2 separate regions of the Homo sapiens genome follow, and region 2 is linked to region 1. A link is a contact called in ENCODE Hi-C or POLR2A ChIA-PET data. All regions are on one chromosome and are shown on one strand. The core of a region is the stretch at or near the end of the contact, and the rest is flanking DNA. Distances in the headings are between cores, read along the strand shown.

The links. A loop is a pair of places that touch in the nucleus more often than their neighbours do. ChIA-PET counts read pairs that join two places held with the same protein, here RNA polymerase II (POLR2A). Pooled maps may share reads with other maps.
Region 2: a map with no recorded cell type shows a loop between it and region 1 (2.5-fold over the local background). The contact joins two enhancer-like sites. A Hi-C loop is called at or near these places in 1 of 37 single-sample maps with no recorded cell type and 7 of 50 pooled maps. POLR2A ChIA-PET finds 5 or more read pairs at or near these places in 2 of 52 experiments (Panc1 and activated CD4-positive, alpha-beta T cell).

Annotation. Positions count from the first base shown.
Region 1 is chr5:138,814,547-138,821,145 of GRCh38, reverse strand. The region is part of intron 5 of CTNNA1 (catenin alpha 1); the gene reads right to left. Among named protein-coding and RNA genes, the nearest start is that of LRRTM2, 57 kb to the left of the region's middle. Within about 2 kb of position 1,910, at least 2 of the 41 ENCODE cell types and tissues checked have a DNase peak (open chromatin) inside an H3K27ac peak, as active enhancers do.
Region 2 is chr5:139,370,207-139,376,681 of GRCh38, reverse strand. SLC23A1 (solute carrier family 23 member 1) reads left to right here. Exons shown (of 15, transcript NM_005847.5): 14 at 4,429-4,695. The coding sequence ends at 4,676. Among named protein-coding and RNA genes, the nearest start is that of SLC23A1, 9.9 kb to the left of the region's middle. Within about 2 kb of position 2,886, at least 18 of the 41 ENCODE cell types and tissues checked have a DNase peak (open chromatin) inside an H3K27ac peak, as active enhancers do.

The sequences.
Region 1 (6,599 bases), core at 661-3,160:
ATATTCCAGCCACACTTAATTAGAAAGTAACTGATTGGCGTCACACTTAGAATCCAATTCCAGTACAGCAAAGTGGTTCAGTCACTCAGTTGTTAAACAAATATTTATTGAACACCACTATGTCCAGGCAATATTCTAGACAGCAGTGATTATAGGAACAATTAAAACACAGTATCTCTGTCCTCTGGTGCCAAACAACCTAGGTTCAAATCCTGGCTCCACCATTTGTTAGATGAGTGACCTTGCAAGATTACGTAACCTCTATTACAATTAATATGCGACCAGTTATAGTATCTACCTCACATTATTTTGTGAAGATTAAATGAGTTTATGTTTACAAAGGGTTTAAAACAGTGACATCAGATGGCCAACTAGCAGCTCCTAGCATTCACCCCCCTCAAAACAACACCCAAAACAACGACTAAACAACTACATTTTAATAAAAATAATTGAGATAGAGTGCCAAAGCGCATCAGAGGAGTTACAGAAACCCTGGTGACAAATCTCAGGCTGGCCACATGGAAAACAGAAGGAAACACCAGGCCTCCACCACCCTATACCCCAACCAGGATCACCCGGGAACCAGGACAAACCTCCCTACTTCGAGGAGGTAAGCAAGAGGATTTCAGCAACCCCCATCAACACCTTGGACACATACAGACCTCACCACTGTCCCTGCAGTTCTCATAGGCACTAGGCCCAGCTGAGGGACCTGCCTAGAATCCACATTGCTGTGCTCCCTCCAAGAAGGGGACGAGACTGTGACCTGCCCTCTACAGCCCATGCAACTACTGTGCTATACCATCTTGGAAATGGAACCATGGCTGGAGTGTGTCTTGCTCCTAGTGTGAGCGGCCACAGCTTCCCTTCATCCCCAAGGCTAAGTCACCACCAAACTATCACAACCAATTGGCCAGACATCCCCAAGCTGCAAGCAACTGTTATACCCTTACTCATGGGGCCAAGGAGAGAGGAAGCCACTCCATCTACCCCTCTTCTCTCCCTGTATTAGCCCATACTTGCACTGCTATAAAGGACTACCTTTACAGGTTTAATTGGCTCATGGTTCTGCAGGCTGTACAGGAAGCATGGCTGGCGGTGGGGGGCAGGGCGGGGGGTGGGTGGTTCAGGAATCTTACAATCATGGCACAGAGCAAAGAGAAAGGAATCATATCTTACATGGCGAGAGCAGGAGGAAGAGAGCAAAGGGGGAGATTTTAAACAACCAGATCTGTGAGAACTCACTCCCAAGAACAGCAAGGGGGAAATCCCCCCACTCACCCCCCCGCCCCCCGCCAATCCAATCACCTCCTACCATGCCCCTCCTCCAACACTGGGGACTACAATTAGACACGAGATTTGGGGGGGGACACAAATCCAAACAATATCACTCCCCTTCCAGGGAAAACAGTACCTTCGCTGCTTAGAGGAGTCACCCCACACTAGTGCCCAACTTGAAGCGGTGCCCTGAATCCAAGGAAATGGCACCCAGAGCAGTCACGCATCCAAGTGCTTTAGCAGAAGTGGTGCCCTGCATCCCAAGGAATCAGTGCCTGGACTGTCCAGAAAAGTCATGCCCCTCAGGCCTGCGCTGAAGCAGCACATTGCCCCTGGGGAACTGGTGCCCTAAACCAGCTGAGCATCCCAGGGCTGAGCCGACATAGTACCCTGCATCCAAGGGAAACAGAACAGTGGCTGAGCAGAGACATTCGCCGTACAGGCCAAACAACTCTAGTATTCTGTTTCCCTAAAGCTGGATTCTCTAGAGTCTGAACTGCTGAGACACTCCTCTCCTTGCAGAGTAGAGTAATCGCTGTGCTGTTCCCTCCCCTCCCCAGGGCCCACACAACAGCTGTGCTCTGCCATTCTGGGATATGTGCTGCTGTTGCACCTGGCTTCACAGAGCCTAGGATACTGCCAAGCTCCACCATCCGGGGGCCTAGAGTCATTACTGCATGGTGCCTCATCCTCTAGGCTCCAACTTGCCACTGAGCCCTATTGGCTCAGGTTCCCAAATTGTAGCTACATACACCCTGCTCCCTGGGCCCAAACCTCCAGAGCACCCCTTCTTCCCAATCACGCCAATGCTGTGCCCTGCCCCCTAAGGAAAGAATCATAACCTCAACCTAGGCCCCTGGGCCAAAGCTACTGGGGTGCCTCAGAGTCACAGATCCTGGCTTTATGGGCAACTGACATCCAACTCTGCCATAGAGAACAAAGCCAGGCACTCAATACATCCCAAGATCCAGGTGCCACAGTAAGTTCACAAAACCCTGAGCCTGGGACCCCAGCCCCACAGCCACCGCGAGCACCTGTACCTGGAACCCAGTGCCACAGTAGCTGCTCGTACACTGTGTCATACCTGACACAACCAGGGACCCAGTCAGCTAAGTCTCCCTACTGTGAGAAAAACAAGAAGAGGAGGACCCCAAAAACCCTTGACACCAAGGACCTACATGACTGCCACAACTACCACAAACTTCTACAGCCTAGGCAACTGAGGCACCCAAAGTTACTGCTGATGTTGAACACAGGTGAAGAAGCTGCACGAAGACTGTACTATTGCTCCTACTGGACACAGAGCCAACACACACTCCCTAACCAGCACACTAAAATCCAACTGCAAGGGAAAGTCTCTATAAAAGCCATTCAAAAGACTGTAGAAGAGGTGATTGTCCCACCACATGCACAGACATCAAAACAGGGACATAAGAAACATGAGAAAGCAAGTAAATATGACACCAAGAAAGGAATATAACTCTTTAACACTAGAACCCAATAAAAAGGAAGTCAGTGTGAGCCCAGGAGTTCGGGACCAGCCTGGACAACGTAACAAGACCCTATCTCTACCCACCCCCGCTCCCAAAAAAAAAAAAAAGCTGGATATGGCATGCCTGTAGCCCCAGCAATTTGGGAGGCTGAGATGGGAGGATCACTTGAGACTGCCGAGAAAATGCCACTGCACTCTGGCCTGGGCGACAGAGCAAGACCCTGTCTGAAAAAAAAAAAAAGAAAAAGGAAAAAAAAGGGGGAAATCAACAAACTGCCAGAAAAAGAATTTAAAATCTAGGCCCAGATGCAGTGGCTCACACCAGTAATCCCAGCTACTTGGTTGTGGGGGCGGGGGCGCAGGGACGGGGCTAAGGCTCAAGAATCATTTGAACCTGGGAGGTGGAGGTTGCAATGAGCCAAGATCATGCCACTGCACTCCAGCCTGGGCAACAGATGACAGCGAAAGTCTGTCTCAAAAAGATAAAATAAAATAATTATCTTAAGGAACCTCAAAGAGATACAATAAAATACAAATAGAAAATTCACCAAAATCAGGATGTAAATGAGAAATTCAACAAAAAGAATGCATGAAGAAGAACCAACAGAAATCATGCAGCTAAAGAATTTAATGGTGAAAACAACGAAGAATTCAATAAAAAATACAATAGAAAGTTTCAAAAGATTTCACCAAGAAAAAGAAAATCTCAGAACTTGAAGATAGGTAGCTTGAAATTACCCAGAGGAAAAACAAACAAACAAAAAACAATGAAAAAGAGTGAAGAAAGCCTGCAAAACTTATAGGATAGCATTAAATCAACCAATATTCCCATCATGGGAATTCCAGAAGGAGAAAAGAAAAGGCATAGAAAACCTATTTAATTAAATAATAGCTGGAAACTTCCCAAGTCTGGGGAGAGATATGGACATACAGATCCAAAAAGCCCAAAAAGTCCCCAAAGAGATTGAATCAAAAAAGTAGTTATAATTAGTGGGTAGTTATACACCCAAGGCACATTATAGTCAAATTGTCAAAAGTCAAAAGACAAAGATAAAATTCTAAAGACAGCAAGTGAAAAGCATCAAGTCACATAAAAGGGAATTCCCATTAGAATAACGCAGATTTCTATGCAGAAACGCTACAGGCCAGGAAAAAATGGAATGTTATATTCAAACAGACAAACGGAATTATATAAACTAAAAATCTTCTGCACAACAAAGGAAATAATCAACAGAGTGAAGAGCCAACCTGAAGAACAGGAGAAAATATGTGCAAACTATTCATCTGATAAGGGATTAATATCTAGAATATACAAACAACTCAAACAACTCAACAGCAAAAACTCAAATAATCTGATTTTAAAATGGGCAAATGTAGCCGGGCACGGTGGGTCACACCTGTAATCCAGGCACTCTGGGAGGCCAAGGCAGGTGGATCACTTTTGAGGCCAGGAGTTCGAGACCAGCCTGGCCAACATGGTGAAAACCTGACTCTACTAAAAATACAAAAATCAGCTGGGCATGGTGGCGCATGCCTGTAGTCTCAGCTACTCAGGAAGCTGAGACAGGAATTGCTTGAACTTGGGAAGTGGAGGTTGCAGTGAGTCGAGATTGCACCACTGCACTCCAGCCTGAGTGACACACTAAAACTCTGTCTTAAAAAAAAAAAAGACAAATGAGCTAAACATACATTTCTCAAAAGAAGACATACAAATGACCAACAGGTATATGGAAAGATCCTCAACATCACTAATCATCAGAGAAAAGCAAATCAAAACCTCCAAGAGGTTATCATCTCATTCTAATTAGAATGGCTATTAGCAAAACGAAAGGAAAAAAAATGCTGGTGGGAATGCAGGGAAAGGGGAACACTCTTATACACTGATGGTGGGAATGTAAATCAGTACAGCCATTATGGAAAATTGTATGGAATTTCCTCAAAAAACTAAAAATAGACCAATCATATGATCCAGCAATCCCACTACTGGGTATCCAAAGGAAAGGAAATCAGTAAGTCAAAGAGAGACATGCATTCCTGTGTTTACTGCAGCTCTATTCACAATAGCCAAGATATGGAATCAACCTAAGTGTCCATCAACAGACAAAATGTGGCATATATTCACAATGGAATACTATTTAGCCATTTAAAAAAGACAAAATTCTGTCATTCATGGAAACATGGATGACCTCAGAAAACACTATGGTAAGTCAAATAAGCCAGGCACAGGAAGATAAATACCACATGTTCTCACTTACATGGAAGCTTAAGAAGTTGACTCATAGAAGTGAGGAAGGGTAGTGCGGAGAGGTGGGTAGCCAAAGGTTAGTTATCAGATACAAATATACAGTTAAATAGGAGGAATAAATTCTACTGAAGGAGGCCAATGGACAGTGCCCAAAAGAAATAATGAAGTTTCCATCAGGCTGGGCCCTTAGGACAAAATTAGTATTTGTTTAATTTCCAAGAAAAGCATTCGTCTACTGGAATATACACCAAGGCCCAAGCCTATAAAAGACCATTTTGTGAACGGGGGTACACAGGAGCCCACAACCAGTCTACTCAGTGAATTCTCTTTCAGGAGGCTAAGGCTAAAAACTTAGGCCCAAGGAAAACTACAAATGACTCATGACTTACTATAAACCCAAGAAAATGCGAATACGTATCATTCAAAATTCTGGCAGAAAAAAATAGAATAAAATCAAATCGGGTGACTCAAAGGCAGTTTAGAGACTATACTATCATACATAGGTATGGACAAAATACAGAAAAACTACAAAGCTGGTAGGACACTTAGGAATGAAGGGACAAGAGGAGGCAGCAGTTACCAAAACCAGGGAGCAAGATGTGTAGAGAATGCCATCACTTTTAGCAACCCAGGGCACCCAGCAGGAAAGAGGCCTAAGAGTAACACCCTAGCATCACTCTATCTCCTTTGACCTCCTGCTGGTGCTCCCACTCACCAAGCCCAAGCAGGAGCCCACAAATGAAATCCAGGCAGGTTAGGTTCCTGGGGCAGAGAATAGGGTAAACAAGGGTGGGAAACAATATGGAAGGGCAAACAGAAGATTATCCAGCATGTATATAATAATTCCAATATTTCTGTGACATCTTATTTCAGAAAACTTTGGCATTTGCTACTACTTTCAAAAAAAAACACATGAAAAAAATACATAAGGGATTATGTTCAAGGAACTCTTCACAGATCCATGGAACATGGTATTAAAACTTAGGCATTGAGAAGTATTTGGCTTTGGAAAAAAGAAAAAAAACAACTCAGGTAGCATTACTTTCTAGTAAGTTTCTTGAATAGCATACAAAATTCCAGACAGAGTGTGGTGGCTCATGCCTGTAATCCCAGCACTTTGGGAGACCGAGGCAGGTGGATCACAAGGTCAGGAGTTCAAGAGTAGCCTGGCCAAGATGGTGAAACCCCGTCTCTACTAAAAATACAAAAATTGGCTGGGTGTGGTGACAGGCGCTTATAGTCCCAGCTACTCGGGAGCCTGAGGCAAGAGAATAGCTTGAACCCAGGAGGTGGAGGTTGCAGTGAGCCGAGATCGCACCACTGCACTCCAGCGTGGGCGACAGAATGTGAGTCCACCACAAAAAAAAACAAAAAAAAACCCATCTATTTACTTATTCCGCCATTTTGCAATGATGCACAATAGTGGCAATCTTAATGTTTATTTTGTCTAAATAACAGTCAGTCTTCATAAACCAAGCTCAGACTACGTTTTAAACCAGTAGGACTATTTGCCAAATTGTATCTTTTAAATATAACTTAATATTTACTTCACATATTCAAAAGAGAATTTGTATCAAACCCATT
Region 2 (6,475 bases), core at 1,637-4,136, 550 kb before region 1:
CCTTTGGTACCAGAGCTTTTTGCAAAGATCGTGGAGGATACTTTGTGGGGCCCGCATAAAGATGCCAGTAAATATATAAAATAAATGTCACCAGGTGCTCTGATAACAAACAGTTAACATTTAGCAAACATATACTATGGGTAAGGCAGAGCTAAGTGTCTTACTTCATCCTCAAAAACCACAAAGTCATAAAGTCACAAAATTAAAACATCACGGCCGAGCATGGTGGCTCATGCCTGTAATCCCATCACTTTGGGAGGCTAAGGCGGGTGGATCACGAGGTCAGGAGTTTGAGACAAGCCTGGCCAACATGGTGAAACCCCATCTCTACTAAAAATGCAAAAATTAGCTGGGTGTGGTGGTGTGTGCCTGTAATCCCAGCTTCTCGGGAGGCTGAGGCAGGAGAATTGCTTGAACCTGGGAGGCGAAGGTTGCGGTGGGCCGAGATCGTGCCATTGCACTCCAGCCTGGGTGACAGGGTGAGACTCCATCTCAAAAAAAAAATTAAAACATCGCAAATCTGGGATGTATATTTTAATTGAGACAGGGTCTCAGACTATCACCCAGACTGGAGTGTAGTGGCACAATCATAGCTCACTACAGCCTCAAACTCCTGGGCTTATGTGACCCTCCTGCCTCAGCCTCCCAAATAATTGGGACTACCGGTGCACAGGTGCATGCCACCATGCCCGGCTAATTTTTGAATTTTTTGTAGAGACGGGGTCTTACTTTATTGCCAAGGTTGGTCTTGAACTCCTGGGCTCAAGTGATCCTCCCATCTCAGCCTCTCAAAGTACTGGGATTATAGGTGTGAGCCACCACACCTGTCCTCAATTTTTTTTTTTTGAGATGGAGTCTTGCTCTTGTCACCCAGGCTGGAGCACAATGGCGTGATCTCGGCTCACTGCCACCTCCGCCTCCTGAGCTCAACCGATTCTCTTGCCTCAGCCTCCCAAGTAGCTGGGATTACAGGTGTGCACCACCACACCCAGCTAATTTTTGTATTTTTAGTAGAGACAGGGTTTCACTATGTTGGCCAGGGTAGTCTCAAACTCCTGACCTCAGGTGATCCGCCCACCTTGGCCTCCCAAAGTGCTAGGATTACAGGCGTGAGCCACCACACCTAGCCTCTATTTTTAAATTAAGATGGGGGTCTATGTTGCCCAGGCTGGAGTGCAGTGGTTATTCACAGGTGTGATCATAGCATACTACAGCCTCAAACTCCTGGACTCAAGCAATCCTTCTGTCTCGGCCTCCTGAAGAGCTGAGAGTACAGGTGCATGCTATATACCATCTGGCTAAATCTGGGATTTTTAACAACATCCATCTGACGCAGTCAATGGCCTGTGTCCCATCCACTGCACCATACTGCCTCTGCTGGAGGGTTTCAGGGGACCTGGGCTGCAGGACTGGGGAAGGCTCCATGGAGATGGGAGTTAATGACTGCATCAGTATAGGGACATAAGGGATGGTAGTAGCAAGATGATGGGCCTCCATTTTGTCACTTACCAGCCTGATCACAGCCACAGGTCCTGTCTGCCTCCCTCTCTCTCAAGATCCAAGTGTTCATGTTCACATAACATAGGTGTCAGAGGCTGTCTCTGAACAGCTGGTGGGTTGGGGCTGGGGAGGACAGAGGAGGGCCAGGGTTCCCCGTAGGATTTTAGGCAGAATCAAAGGAAGGTGCTCTTGGTAGCAGCTGTCCCTTCGATGGATGGGTGGCTATTTGAACATGGTACCCCTGCCCATTTAGAGGATGCTAGACTGGGGGCTGGAACAGACCATCCTATGGGCCTGAGACAGTCAAGTGGCAGCCTCAATGCCTAGGGAATATGAGGAGATGGAGAGCATCTGGGTAGGCATCTGTACATGAAGAGGCTTCTTTGTGACTTGGGTGGCTAGTTTAAGCTATCCAGTCATCCTTAACAACAGCTGCAGAACTGCCTGAGTCCCTTATACCCCACATTTCAACCCACCTGAGCATCACAACTGTCCCTGCCAGGAATCATCCTGTGTGTCATGCCACATAAGCTCAGCAGTCTTCAGTATCCACTGAGGAACCTAAAGCTCAGGGGGGTTGTCACTTGCCTAAGGTCACACAACCTGGATTCAAACTAAGGTCTAGCTGGCTCAAAACCCTGTCCTTAACCATGGAATAGCAAAAGCCTTTTCCAGCCCTTAACTTCCTGCTGGGGATGGGCCATTTTGCATTTGTTTTTTTTGTTTGTTTGTTTGTTTTGTTTTTGAGACGGAGTCTCGCTCTGTCGCCCAGGCTGGAGTGCAGTGGCGCAATCTTGGCTGTGCCTCCCAGGTTCACACCATTCTCCTGCCTCAGCCTCCCGAGTAGCTGGGACTACCGGTGCCCGCCACCACGCCTGGCTAATTTTTTGTATTTTTAGTAGACACAGGGTGCTCTTTGTCTTTACCTATCCAGAGCCCAACCTTAGAGGGCAGTCCGTTTAGTTCAGCACATGCTGCTAGAGCTTACCAGCTTGGCCCTGAATCAGACACTGAGGAGGATATGCCAAAAAGTGTAAGTCAGTAACAATTTGTTTAGAGGAGCTCCTGGCACAAGATAGGTGGTAAAACTAGATTTAAGCAAGCAATGAAGTCAAGGAAGCCGGGCTGGAGTTATTGGGAGGGTTTACTGATGAGGGAGAGTAGGTGAGGCCTAGGAAAAAGGAGGGGGCTTGGAGAAGTACAGAAGGCACTGAAGGTTGGGATGTAGTGGGCAGGCTGACTGGTCTGCTAGAGGGAGCTCTGGGCTGGCTGCCATGTGTGTCTTGGCAGTGGTGCGAGGTAATCGGACACCAGAAACATAGTCCTACGCCACACCTATGGCTCATCCCACTCTACTGTGCCCACTGTGTGTGCCCTTTGTACAGCCAAGCCCAATCAAGGTTTCTCTTCCAGACTGTGTGTGCCCTTTGTAGAGCCAAGCCCAAACAGTGTCTCTTCCAGGTAGTCTTCCCTAGGGACTCCACCTTCCCTCAGTGCCCTCTCCTGTGAGATTTTGGAACATAACTTGGTTTGTGCTACTCATGGGTTTGTTCTCAGCCTGGGCTGCCAGCAAGTGGAAATTCCCACTCCTGCTAGATTTATAGTATTTCAGTCTTTGTCGATCCCAGCCCTCTTGTGAAAACCTGAGATCTCATGTGACCCTGCCCCACCTGAGGGAGAATTCCTAGTTGTAAAAATTACTAGCCCGGCTCAGTGGCTCACACCTATAATCCCAGAACTTTGCAAGGCCAAGGCGGGCTGATCACTTGAGGTCAGGAGTTCGACACCAGTGCCTGGCCAACATGGTGAAACCTCATCTCTATTAAAATTACAGTAATTAGCCGGGCGTGGTGGGTCACACCTGTAATCCCAGCTACTCGGGAGGCTGAGGCAGGAGAATCGCTTGCATCTGGGAGGCAGAGGTTGCAGTGAACCGAGATCAACCCACTGTACTCCATCCTGGGCAACAGAGCAAGACTCTGTCTCAAAAACAACAACAACAACAAAAAAAACACAACACAAAAAAACAAATTATTTGGTGTATCCCTACCTCCAAAGATTTTATTTAGCTTGACTTTCTGAAGTTTGTATTATAAAAATGAGTTTTTCACATATGGAATCATAATATGAAATATTAACACTGATTATAGTGTTTCAAAATATGCCTCCCTTACCCCCAGAACGCAATCTGGACTTGATTTGGTCCCCATGGGCCTAACACACATTACCACATACTCACAGATTTAGGTTCACAATTACTTAACTTTTTGTCCCTTTCTTCATCTTAAAATTTTGTATAGGCCGGGCACAGTGGCTCACGCTTATAATCCCAGCACTTTGGGAGGCCAAGCCAGGCAGATCACAAGGTCAGGAGTTCAAGACCAGCCTGACCAACATAGTGACACCCCGTCTCTACTAAAAATACAAAAATTAGCTGGGCATGGTGGTGCATGCCTGTAATCCCAGCTACTAAGGAGACTGAGGCAGGATAATCGCTTAAACCCGGGAGGAGGAGGTGGCAGTGAGCCGAGATCGTGCCAGTGCACTCCAGCCTGGGCAACAGAGCGAGACTGTCTCAAAAAAATAAATAAATAAAATAAAATAAAATAAAAATTTGTACAATGGTGTCTATACATCTCCCAGGGGTATGTTTTCAAGAAACAAGATAATGAAATTAAAGCACTTAGCACAGAGCCTGGCACACTGTAGTTACACAATAAATACTACTATAACTAGTATCCTTTAGTGTTCCTTAGAGCTCTGGCCAAGTTAGGAGCTCAGAAACCATAGATTCAGCCACGTTTTAGGACCAAATGATAGTTAAGGAAGATACTTGATTCCAGAAGTCTGCCTTAGGACTGGGTTATGGGAAGTGGGGGTGGCTGAGGGTTGCTGGCCTTGGTAAATGACCTCACTATCCTCTTCCAGGGAGCCCAGAGGAGCGTGGTCTGATACAGTGGAAAGCTGGGGCTCATGCCAACAGTGACATGTCTTCCAGCCTCAAGAGCTACGATTTCCCCATTGGGATGGGCATAGTAAAAAGAATTACCTTTCTGAAATACATTCCTATCTGCCCAGTCTTCAAAGGATTTTCTTCAAGTTCAAAAGATCAGATTGCAATTCCAGAAGACACTCCAGAAAATACAGAAACTGCATCTGTGTGCACCAAGGTCTGAAAAATGACTTCCAGGAAAGGTAGGATGTGTCTATGGTTTTTGTGGGAGGGTTGAATAATCAAAACATTCTTATGCTTTAACCAAAGAAAAACCAAACTACTCAGTTCTCTTTCTTGTAAACTGTTTGAATGTCCTCAAAGAGAAGGTGAGCTGGGTAAAAAGTCAACATACGGATTTTGGGTGGAATTCCTTTACCATTTCATAGTAACAGCAGAACTTCCCAACTAGTGTGGGCCACTAAGAGGCTACAAGTATGCTGAAATGCAGATCCTCTAGCCTTCCAGACACCTGGGCAGAATCTGGGCCAATTGGAGTCCTTGAGCTAAGAACTCTAGCCACTGGCAGCCTCATTCTTGTACTCCAGTATGCTAAACAAGTATCACTTTGATATGCGACATGGAAAATGTTGAGAAATGCAGCACAAGAACAGGAAAAATCCTCTCATATACACTGCCTTGTCTCAATAACGTCATAAAATTAAAACCCTTTAAAACAGGATGCCTTTATCCTAAAACGATGCCTGTACAAGCCCTGATGAGGTGACACTTTGTCCTTAGGTCTTCAGAACGCATGGGCAGCTGATGCTCGGAAACCTTCCATCACTATCTGTAATGCAGATGCCTGGCTCTCTACTAAACACTGAAGTGGGTTCAATGTGCACGTTCCCTCAGACAGACAAGAAAAGTTCCCAAAAAGAGAGGTTAGCCTAGATGACTCCTTAATAGTAAAAATAACAACACTTAAAACAGGACTTTCTATGTCTTAAGTACTTATATATATTAACTACTCACATAATCCAGAGACAGTTATTACTGCTATTTTAGAGATGTGGAAAGGAAGGTACAGAAAGGTTAAGTGATATGCCCATGATCACAGGATTCACATCCAGGAAGTCTGGCTAGAGTTCCCTTTTCCTTTTTTTTTGAGACAGAGTCTTGCTCTGTCGCCCAGGCTGGAGTGCAGTGGCGCCATCTCGGCTCACTGCAACCTCCACCTCCCGGGTTCAAGCAATTCTCCTGTCTCAGCCTTCTGAGTAGCTGGGATTACAGGCGTCTACCACCATGCCCAGCTTATTTTTGTAGAGATGGAGTTTCACCATGTTGGCCAGGCTGGTCTCAAACTCCTAACCTCAAATGATCCACCTACCTTGACCTCCCAAAGTACTGGGATTACAGGCGTGAGCCACCGCACCCAGCCTAGAGCCCCCTTTTCTTTTTTTAAATTTTTTTCCCAACAAAAGCCACATTCAAGAATCTTTACTCTTAAGGGCGATCACCTGAGGTCAGGAGTTCGAGTCCAGCCTGGCCAACATGGCAAAACCGCATCTCTACTAAAAAAATACAAAAATTAGCCAGGCGTGGTGGTAGGCGCCTGTAATCCCAGCTACTTGAGGCTGAGACAGGAGAATCACTTGAGCCCAGGAGGCAGAGGTTGCATTGAACTGAGATTGCATGACTGCACTCCAGCCTTGGTGACAGAGTGAGACTCTGTCTTGAAAATAAATAAATAAATAAATAAATAAATAAATAAATAAAGGCTGGGTGCGGTGGCTCACGCCTGTAATCTCAGCACTTTGGGAGGCCGAGGCAGGTGGATAACCTGAAGTCAGGAGTTCAAGACCAGCCCGGCTAACATGGTGAAACTCGGTCTCTACTAAAAATACAAAAATTAGCCAGGTGTGGTGGCACACAACTGTAATCCTAGCTATTTGGGAGGCTGAGGCAGGAGAATCACTTGAACCTGGGAGGTGAAGGTTGCAGTGAGCTGAGATCGTGCCACTGTACTTCAGCCTGGGCAAC